Regions from separate parts of the Homo sapiens genome. Here region 1 is linked to region 2. A link is an interaction called in ENCODE POLR2A ChIA-PET data of the cell type or tissue named here. Cell type or tissue: OCI-LY7. All regions are shown on one strand. Each heading gives the region's core, and the rest is flanking DNA. Links, peaks and the distances in the headings are about the cores only.

Region 1 (5,226 bases), core at 227-5,226, 97 kb after region 2:
TAGGAGTCTAGAATAAGATACTTCCAGATTTGGGGGGTTGTATTTTTTAGGATGAAATGAGCATAAATGGATGGGTTAACCATTTGCAGAATGCTACTATATAAAGATGTTTACAAATTTTCATTATAAAGGCTTAACAATATGCCCAATGCACTTAAGATAATGACCATCTAGGCTCAGGATTGAAAAATAACTGAAGAGCTGTAACCCAATAAACTTGTGTGAACAAAATATTTGTTACTGGCTGGCATGGTGGCTCACGCCTGTAATCCCAGCACTTTGGGAGGCTGAGGTGAGTGGATCATAAGGTCAGGAGATCGAGACTATCCTGGCTAAAATGGTGAAACCCTGTCTCTACTAAAAATACAAAAACTTAGCCGGGCGTGGTGGTGGGTGCCTGTAGTCTCAGATACTCGGGAGGCTGAGGCATGAGAATGGCACGAACCCAGGAGGTGGAGCTTGCAGTGAGCCAAGATCGTGCCACTGCACTCCAGCCTGGGCAACAGAGCCAGAGTCTGTGTCAAAAAAAAAAAAAAAAAAATTTGTTACTGGGTGAGTGTCTTCATAGAGGTGAAGTAAAAGAGATTTTCCTCTGTCCAAGGAAGAGCGTTCTGTGATCAGCTGGTGAAAGTATTCTGCTCTACCTGGGAGGCATATTTTTATACCAGAACTGTCACAGTTCAATGACATGTCACATTCAAGGTTAGCCAGGATTCTGAGCTCTGACTCTGCCCATTGGGCCTCCCACACAAACTGTCTCACAGCAGAAGGGATACAGTGACCAGCTATCATAGAATTCTGGTCCTGCTGCTACACTGCTCCAGCCAAAAGTTTATAAACTGCCTTCTGGCTTAAGCGTCAGCCTCTTTTGACATCAGTTAAAGAAAATCAGTCACTAAGTCGAGCCAACTCAAATTAGTTTACAATCAAAAATCAATTTTCTACTGGAAAAGTGGTGGAAACAGCCTAAGAGTCAATGTCACAAAGAGTAGGTGTGAATCCTAGTTCTGCCACTCACTAGCCTTGACTAAACTACTTCACTTCTGTGCCTTACCATCCATGCTTTCATCTTCCATACGTGGGTATAACAGCGACTCCCCCTCATTTACGTTGTGAAGATAAAAACTTACATCAGATAAGGCACTTAATAAATTACAGCTCTGCAGTGACCCACTTCCACCTGAAACCCCTGAAACACTGCATGGGCAGTGGGTAATCGTCCCTCTCTGACATAGTTTTGAAAACTGTTTTTCTTATTTAAAAGTAATACATTCTCGCTGCAGAAAAATTGCAAAGCAAAAAAAAAAGTACAAAGAATTGGGGAAAAAGAGGTTTTTTTGGGCATATTTCTAACATTCTGGCATATTTCATTTCAGCTGTTTTGCTATGTTTATTTTATGACATATTTTTAGAATATTTACAAAATTTTTAAAAAGTGTAAAGAAGAAAAGCAAATACCATCAACTCTACTACCCAGAGCCAATCAATTCTATTATATTGGCATATTTCCCTCCAATGTTTAGCCTAGGCATTTAAAAAATGTAACTGACTGATCATGGCCAGGCTGGAATCCTCTTTTTCAGATTAATGTGATACATTTCTATGACTCACATTTCTCTTTTAATGAAACATTACTTACTGTTTTTACCATCTTTAAGAGTCATGTTTCTGGTATACGAGATATTCAGTCTTCTTCCACTGCTAGACGAAAATGGAGAGAATTGATCTAGAAAAAATTTAAAATTCAGTAACAAACTTATGAGTATCAAGCCTATGAAATTTACACCTTACAAAAGAAAACATAAAATGCAAGTGCTGGCCGGGCACAGTGGCTCATGCCTGTAATCCCAGCACTTTGGGAGGCCAAGGCGGGCGGATCATGAGGTCAGGAGATCGAGACCATCCTAGCTAACACGGTGAAACCCCGTCTCTACTAAAAATACAAAAAAATTAGCTGGGCATGGTGACGGGCGCCTCTAGTCCCAGCTACTCTGGAGGCTGAGGCAGGAGAATGGCGTGAATCCGGGAGGTGGAGCTTGCAGTGAGCCAAGATTGCGCCACTGCACCGGATCCAGCCTGGGCGACAGAGCAAGACTCCGTCTCAAAAAAAAAAAAAAACAAAAAAACACACGTCCTAAACTGGCAGCTCAGATGTGCTTTTTTTGTTCTTCTTGTTAAGTTTAAAGGGCTGGTTTTGTTTACATCTTATGAAATTTCATGTGAAAAATTCTAGCTTCTATTGAAGAATCTGAATATTTGCAATCTAAACTCTAATCCCATAGTGGCATAAACTGTACCACAGTCACCACCTTTTGATGGGGCAAATTCATTCCAGGTCACCAGTCTCTACTATTCACTATTTTTCTTTCACCTGGCCTCTTTTACTCTTTTATGTTTTTATGTTGTTGGCCCAGCCCTTATAGGCCTTTTTTTTTTTTCTTTTTTGAGACGAGTCTCGTTCTGTCGCCCAGGATGGAGTGCAGTGGCATGATCTTGGCTCACTGCAACCTCCACCTCCTGGGTTCAAGTGATTCTCCTGCCTCAGCCTCCAGAGTAGCTGGGATTACAGGTGGGTGCCACCACAGCTGGCTAACTTTTCTATTTTTAGTGGAGATGGGGTTTCACCATGTTGGCCAGGCTGGTCTCAAACTCCTGACCTTAAGTGATCCACCCGCCCTGGGCCTCTCAAAGTGTTGGGATTACAGGCATGAGCCACCGCGCCTGGCCCCTTATAGGCATTTGGGTGTATATCCTCTATTGGACAATATCCAGGAGCTTCAGCATAGCTAAGCTGATGCAATTTATTCTGAACCTCATATCTGTACCAATTATAAACTTTCAAAAGGAAGGTCACAGTAAGACAACGTTCCATTCTAAAAACGTTAAGGTCAGGCTCAGGAATACCACATGGGACGTATTTAGATGCATTTTCATTCAATGTAAAAGGATAAAATGAGGATAGAGCACAAATCTTCTAAAGATGCAGTTTTCGGGACTTAAAACATTTTACATTTTAAGCTTTCCATACAGCTATCTTGAATGAATCTAAATGAATTCAGAAATTAAAGATTCTAATGATAGGATCCTATAATAATACGGGTTCAGTATCACTTACCCAAAATGCTTGGGACCAGAAGTGTTTTGAATTTCAGATTTTTTTTTTTTTTTTTGGATTTTGGATTATTTGCATTATATTTAACTGGCTTAGCATCCCTGATCCAAGTATCTGGAATCTGAACTGTTCCAATGAGCATTTCCTTTGAGCATCATGTTAGTGCTGAAAAAGCTTCCGATTCTGGAGCATTTTGGATTTGGGGATTTGGGATGCTCAAACTGTATAGGGTAATATAATAATTACCAATAAAAGAGAAAAATAGATCAGATTTTTAAAAATTCTGTTTGCTCCGAAAGTCAGAGCTAGCCTGAAATGCAAAAAGTATGTGAGAGCTGAGATTTTGTATCAATTTAAAGGGCAGAACTTTTTTTTTTTAATACTTTAAGTTCTAGGGTACATGTGCACAAGGTGCAGGTTTGTTACATATGTATACATGTGTCATGTTGGTGTGCTGCACCTATTAACTCGTCATTTACATTAGGTATATCTCCTAATGCTATCCCTCCCCCCTCCCCCCACCCCACGACAGGCCCCGGTGTGTGATGTTCCCCACCCTGTGTCCAAGTGATCTCATTGTTCAATTCCCACCTATGAGTGAGAACATGCGGTGTTTGGTTTAAAGGCAGAACTTTCTAATGGAGAACTGACTGAAACTGTAAGCTACCTGATGAGGTAATGAACTTCCAGTTTCCCAAGGTGTTAGGAAGAAGTTGGGCAACAGCTTAGTGGGTGTGCTGGGGTAGGGATGCAATGCATATGTGTGGTAGCCAGGATGAACCCCACTATGGCCCTTCCTATGCTTGGATTCTATGACACTATGAAGTCTCTAGGTAGACATTCAATCACAGGATGGAAAAAGCGGAAGTAATTCGACAATAAGTCATGGGTAACCCTGGGGAATCTAAGTCTCCAGTCTTAGATTGTCTTGAGACTCTGGGACAAAGGGAGTTGCTGCAGGTACAGAGGACAAAACAAAGTAGGGCTATGAGGAGTGGCGAACAAAAGAAGTGATAAGAAATTAGTGTAGGATGTGGGGAGAACAAGTGTTTGACTGAAAAGAGATCCATTTCCTTTTTTTTTTTTTTTTTTTTTAGATGAACTCTCGCCCTGTTGTCCAGGCTGGAGTGCAGTGGCGCGATCTCGGTTCACTGCAACCTCCGCCTCCCGGGTTCAAGCGATTCTCTTGTCTCAGCCTCCCGAGTAGCTGGGACTACAGGTGCGTGCCACCACACCCAGCTTATTTTTTGTATTTTTAGTAGAGACAGGGTTTCACCATGTTAGCCAGGATGGTCTTGATCTCCTGACATCATGATCCGCCCACCCTGGCCTTCTAAAGTGCTGGGATCACAGGCACGTGCCACCACGCCCAGCTAATTTTTTGTATTTTTAGTAGAGATGGGGTTTCACCGTGTTAGCCAGGATGGTCTTGATCTCCTGACCTCATGATCCAGCCGCCCTGGCCTCCCAAAGTGCTGGGATTACAGACGTGAGCCACCGCGCCTGGCCAAAGAGATCCATTTCTACAATGTTAGGTGATTAGTTACACTCCAGTTAATGGGTTAAATAGTGTTTATGGGTGCATCCATGGTAAGTGAAGAGCTTTCCTTCATACTAAAAAACACATCTGAAAAGAATGGTGTCAGTCACTGAGAGGAGAAAAGAGAGGTCAGTGTGCCATACAGAAAGAAAAGCATGTTCAATGATGATTTGCAAAACTTGACAAGCAGAGGAAAGAGAAAAGCCTTCCATACCATGTGCCTGAAGAGTGAAAGTGTCGGTCATGGCTTTCTCCTTGAGGATGAGACCCAGGGCTGCCTGGCATAAAGACTCTTTGGCTGCAGCCTTCCGACTGAGCAACAACTGTTTGTGGTGTTGAGGGATGAAATCAGTGTGCACGTTCCCAGCTTCAAACTCTGGGTGGCCAGACAGGTTGAGTAAGAAGTCAATGTTGGTGTGCAGTCCAACAATCTAGGAAGAGAATAAACCCCCAGTTCCTGCTGAGTGGGGAAAACAATATGTTCAGAAAACCATCTGCTCTTTTTATCTAAGTATTTTCTACTGTGAACAACTCTTAGGAAAAATAAAAAACCTACTAAGGTACCATGTGGCAA
Region 2 (5,508 bases), core at 290-5,289:
TTCTCCAAAGCAGTTATACAAATTTACCGGGATCTCTCACTCTGAAGTAAATGTACAAATCAAACAGACTCTCTGAGAGGAGCTGGCAATAACGCATAAATTAGCTTTTAGGAAACATTTTAAAGTAACCACTTTCTCAATCACTCTCCCTCTAGAAATAAATATAAAATCTTTCCTGAAATGAATGTAAACGTTGACTTTCACTTATAGAATGGAACACACTTCAAGTTCTATAAACGTTAAATGAAACCTACAGCAGGCCATGGATTTGGACTGAGCTCCTGCATTATACCCAACAGACCAAACCGAAATGAAGTCACTCATGCTAAAGTTCCAGGCCACCAAACCAAAACTAAGTTGTTTATCTGAGCTTCTGATAAATCAGGAGAGAGAGATAACAGCCAAATCTCCAAACAGGCCAGTTTTAGCCTGCATGATGAGAAAGTCCCCTCTATTTTACCCTTACAAGGGAAGTAACCTGAAGTAACCTAATGTTAACCAACTGCATTTTGTATTATGCTGTTTCTTTGCTCCTGCTCAAGATACCTTATAAAAACTGACTGTTCTTCCATGCCCAGTGTAGATTTTTAGATAAGATGCTGCCCAATTCATAAATTGTGAATAAACGCCAATTAGATCATTTAACATTTCAAATTTATTGATATTTTTTTCACAGATATAAATATCAAGGGTTACTTCTCTCTAGAAAGACCCACAGCTCATCAGCTCAAGCAAGTTAGTGAACAAGGAACTGGCTACAGCTAGGAAACCTGATCCAGCTACCTAAATCCAGGGGAAGAGAGTTATACAGATTTATTCCAGCTATGATAGGGTTGGTCTAAAGAACACATCCTCCCTTGAGTAAAGTCATAGCACTATTAAAAGTTAAGGGAAGAAAGTAGGCCAGGGAGTGCTCAAAGTGAAAAAATCAAAGGAAACAATTCTATTCCATCTGAATTCAGGCTTCCCAAATTCTTCTGTCAGCTAGGTAGGGTATCAATACTTCATGTCATTATTTTCCCCCCGATAAGGATAGCACACAGAAACTACCAACCTATTCTCCCTCGCAGCTTAGTGGAGGTACAACAAGGAGGCCCAAAAACTGCCTGTATCCAGCTAAGCGTGGGCTGGGCAGTAACTCTCTCAGACAGGAATGCTATGCAGAGCAGCCCCTTCACACACTCCTGCTAGTAAGAAAATATTGCAAAGTTACAGTCTGCTTGGCCTTAAACTACTTTCAAAAACCACTGAAAACATATTCCCTACACACTCCTTCCAGACATGACAAAAGTAGTATACTTGTATCTTCAATATTATTAGCTGGATTTTCTACTTATTTACCAAGTTCCATTCATCAAAAATTAATAGAAGGTGCAGTGTTTCCTGTTTTTAAATGGGGAAATTTTGAAGAGGGAAAATTTACAGCTACATGTGTATGAAATAGAAATGCAACAATCCTATGTGTAATCAGTTCTCTCTCCAAAATCAGATAAAATGGGGAACTATGTATTTTCCTGATGCTTTCAAAGAACGTATTATGAAGTTCCACTGTACTGTCTTTAGATATGCATGCCTATATTTAATTTTTAAAATCACTATGGACATGTAATTCATATGCCATAAGACTGTCTTAAAATTTTTAATATATTCACAAAGTAGTACAATCATCACCACTAATTCTAGAACATTTTAATCATTCCAAAAAGAAACTTGTATCTATTAGTTCTCACTTTGTATTCTCCACCTCCAACCCTAGCCCCTGGCAACCGCTAATCTTTCTCTCTATAGATTTGCCTATTCTGGATGTGTCATACAAATGGAATAGTACAATGTGTGCCCTTTTGTGACTGGCTTAACTGAGCATAATGTTTTCAAGATTTATGCACGTTGCAGCATGTATCAGTACTTCCCTCATTCCTTTTTACTGCCAAATATTATTCCACTGAATGACTATTAAGATTGCACTTATCCAGTCATGAGTTAATGGACATGTAATGGGTTGTTTACAATTTTTGGCAATTATGAATGCTGTAAATACACACAAATTTTTATATGAACATGTTTCCAATCCTCTGGAGTATATAACTAGGAGAATTGCTGGTCATATCCTAACTCTGTTTAACTATTAAATGAGGAATAGCCAAACTGTCTGCCAAAGCAGCTGCACCGGTTTGCAGTCCTATCAGCAACTTACAGATGACCCAGGGGCTCCACATCCTCAGCAACACTTGTCACTGTTTATCTTTCTGATTAAAGCAATCCTAGCAGGCAGGAAGTGGTATCTCATTGTGGTTTTGATTTGCATTTCCCTAATGGCTAATGATATTGAGCATCTTTTCACACCCTTAGTGACCATTTGTATATCTTCTTTGGAGAAATGTCCATTCAAATCCTTGGCTCAATTATAAATTGGGTTGTTTTTTCATTAAGTTGTAAGAGTTCTGGATACAAGTCACGATGTATTTTTAAGTTAAAGGAAAATCTGTTGATATAATAGCTTCTTATATACTACATTAACTTGAAAAATATATTCGTTAGAATTTTTTTATTAAGTACATCAAAATTTCACCTTACATTTGAAATTGCATAGAAATTTAAAGTGCTAAAGCAATCATTGTTTTTTCAAAAAAATGAATTTGAAGCCAAAGAGTGGAGAGTGTGGGGATCCACTGGGTAGGACATTTGAGATGTATGCAATGTAGGAATCTTATTTGAATCCTGACTTGAATTGGAAAAAAAAAAAAAAAGGCACAACTTGAACACTGCTGGGTAGTTATTAACACTAACAAACTGTTAACAGTTAAGTCTAACAACAGAATTGTGGTTTTATTTAACAGTCCTTATCTTTTAGACATACATATTGAAATATTTACAAATGAAATGATTTGCTATCTGGGATTTGCTTCAAAATAAATAGGGGTTCAAAGATGAATGGCATTTAGATAAATCAAGATTGGCCATGGATTGATCATGTTAACATGAGTTCATTATGCAATTGTCCTTTTACATATACCTGACATACGCCATTAATTTTTTAAAAAGCACTCACTCCGATGTCTCCTATGTATAAGAACACAGGCAGCTGGCAGCAACTAAATGGTATCAACTAAATTTTTATAAATTCCAAGAGTCGTTAATTCTCAGCTATCTCAAAAGTAAAATCTCTGGGAAACTTAATATTAAGACAGTAACTATCTGCACACAGTAATCTGTACAAAGTTTAATTACCACCACCAGTCAGTCATAGGCTAGTCGAGTAGCTGTATCAACCTTGGTACAAACAATAACAGAGCCAAAGCACCAGCCATCAGCACCACTCTTCGCTGACACATTTCTTCTCACCAGAGATCACTGAGGGACTGGAACCCCCACTGGAAGTATTATTATTACCCTCACTGACTACAGAAAATACTACCTCCAAGAGAGTACATGTCTACTAGAGTAACTAATTTTACAGCAATCGCTGAGGCCACTTGAAACTCACTCAAACTGCACATCCAATCGATACACGAGTTGGGATGCCTAGGTATAACTCACACACATAAAGTAAATACCCGCCAGGATGGCTGCAATAAAAAAGACAAGTATTGGCAAGGATGTGCAGACACGGCAGTCCGCATGCACTGTGGCAGGAATAGTTCTAGAAGTACAGCCACTTTGGAAAAAGTTCAGCAGTTTTTTTAAAAACGTTAGGTATAAATTTACCACACAACCTGACAATTCCACAACTAGGAATCTGAGATGAAAACATGTCCACACAAAGACATTTATGAATGTTCATAGCATTATTATTCGCAATTTAAAAAAACTAATTGTAGGCCAGCCAAATGTCTATCAACTGGTGAATGGATAAACAAAATGTGGTATATCCAAACAGTGAACACTAAGTCAGCAACTAAAGGAACTACACGCAGGTATAAGCTGCAACATGGATGAACCTCAAAAACATGCTAAGTGAAAGATGCCAGATATAAAAGACTAACTGCATGATTCTACCTCTGTGAAATTTCTAGAAAGGGTAAATCTGTACAGAAAGCAGATCAGTGTGGCTGCGTGGGGCTGGAGGCAGGAGCAAATTAACCGCAGAGCAGCAGGAGTAAATTTTGGGGGCTGATGGACATGTTCTAAAATTGGACTGCACAACTCTTAAGTTTACTAAAAACAATTAATTGTACATGTACAATGGGTGAATTTTACAGTGTGTAAATTATACAAAGCAATTTTTTAAGTACCATTGTAACAAAGTCTTACAAATCACTATTTTAAAGCTCTGGTTCATAGTTCGTTCATTTGATATATTCAACACAACGAAGTCTAATATACTATTAGGATTAAGAACATTAGCATTTGCTTGAAAACTAAACACGCTGCTTTCAAAGGATTCCAAGTACACCCATCTCTAAATCTTACTGATTAAATATTGCTCTTTTAGCTATAAGTCATGTAATTATGTGACAAAATCACTGTTAACGATTTAATTAGCATTGTCCCTTAGCCATTTCATTAATTGGTCTTCCCCCAACCTTATGCCCTATAGTATTTCTTTTTGTAAAAATCTCTTGCTTCGTATTGGGTATTGCCCAAGTTTTCCATCAGATATAAGGTTTTCTCAGAATATTTCATAACCTGAAATAAAATTATAATATTCATATGAACATGCATTTGAATATATATGTACTTTTTAAATATAAAATGAGTATGTTCCGTTTGTTTGCTCATTAAGCCACTTACATGCTGCCCCTAAGTTTCAAACACTTCATTGTTTCCAATCAGGCTTTGTTTTTACGATGTGGGTTGAAAATTCTTCTTTTCAAAGCAGTGCTGCCTTCAGTGATTAAGCTGGCATGAATTTCAGTCTGACTCCATTTCTTTCCATTCCGCTGACAGATATGCCAAAGAGGTAACAGTCCCTCTAAAGCCAATCATTAAAAAAAATTTTTTTAACTGAGTATTTTTCCCCAAACCAAATCGAATATGAAACACTAACAGCCTACAACAGATAAAAGTAGAATGCCATAAAGGAAGTGGGAAAGGGCCTGCCTGCTATGGCCCTACCTCATGAAGGACAGCAGCCCCAAGTTACAGCTTCAAGACCAATGCTCTGAAGTATTACAAGCTACATTATGATTTCTGCACAGCATGATGGCAAAAAATAAAAAAGAAAACAATCATGAAGCACTTGTAAGTAAATAGAAAATTGGGCTATACTTAAAAACACTTTTAAAATCTCAATTTAAAAAATGGACAACTATAACATGATTCCCTTTAAATAATTTCCCTTTAAAACTCCATAAAGACATTACTTATTGAGAATTCCACTAACTACAAAGGCTGTGCATCTTTTACCATAACTTCCTTATTTGTGACAGATTTTTCAAAATCAACCAAAGGAAAATAAAAAAACACATTAATAGGAAACACTGAACCTAGTCAAATAAATGAGTTGGTGAGCAAGAAATGCTACTTACTCAACAGGTAGGAAAGAAAATAAGATAGCAAGAATGCTCT

What was found. ChIA-PET counts read pairs that join two places held together with the same protein. Peaks named below come from ENCODE experiments on the same cell type or tissue, not always from the same donor. Only the 100,000 strongest peaks of a DNase experiment are listed, where the experiment ranks them.
Region 1: POLR2A ChIA-PET joins it to region 2 with 6 read pairs; 3 of 35 experiments call an interaction of 5 or more read pairs at or near these places.

What each region holds. Positions count from the first base shown.
Region 1 is chr3:183,032,352-183,037,577 of GRCh38, forward strand. MCCC1 (methylcrotonyl-CoA carboxylase subunit 1) reads right to left here. Exons shown (of 19, transcript NM_020166.5): 13 at 4,867-5,083; 14 at 1,640-1,726. LOC124906309 (a long non-coding RNA gene) reads right to left here and starts at 1,633. Exons shown (of 2, transcript XR_007096188.1): 1 at 1-1,633. In OCI-LY7, for the core only: no CTCF peak of the experiment used is centred there; no DNase peak of the experiment used is centred there.
Region 2 is chr3:182,935,628-182,941,135 of GRCh38, forward strand. DCUN1D1 (defective in cullin neddylation 1 domain containing 1) reads right to left here. Exons shown (of 7, transcript NM_020640.4): 7 at 2,447-5,508. Among named protein-coding and RNA genes, the nearest start is that of DCUN1D1, 42 kb to the right of the region's middle. In OCI-LY7, for the core only: no CTCF peak of the experiment used is centred there; a DNase peak (open chromatin) is centred at 2,254.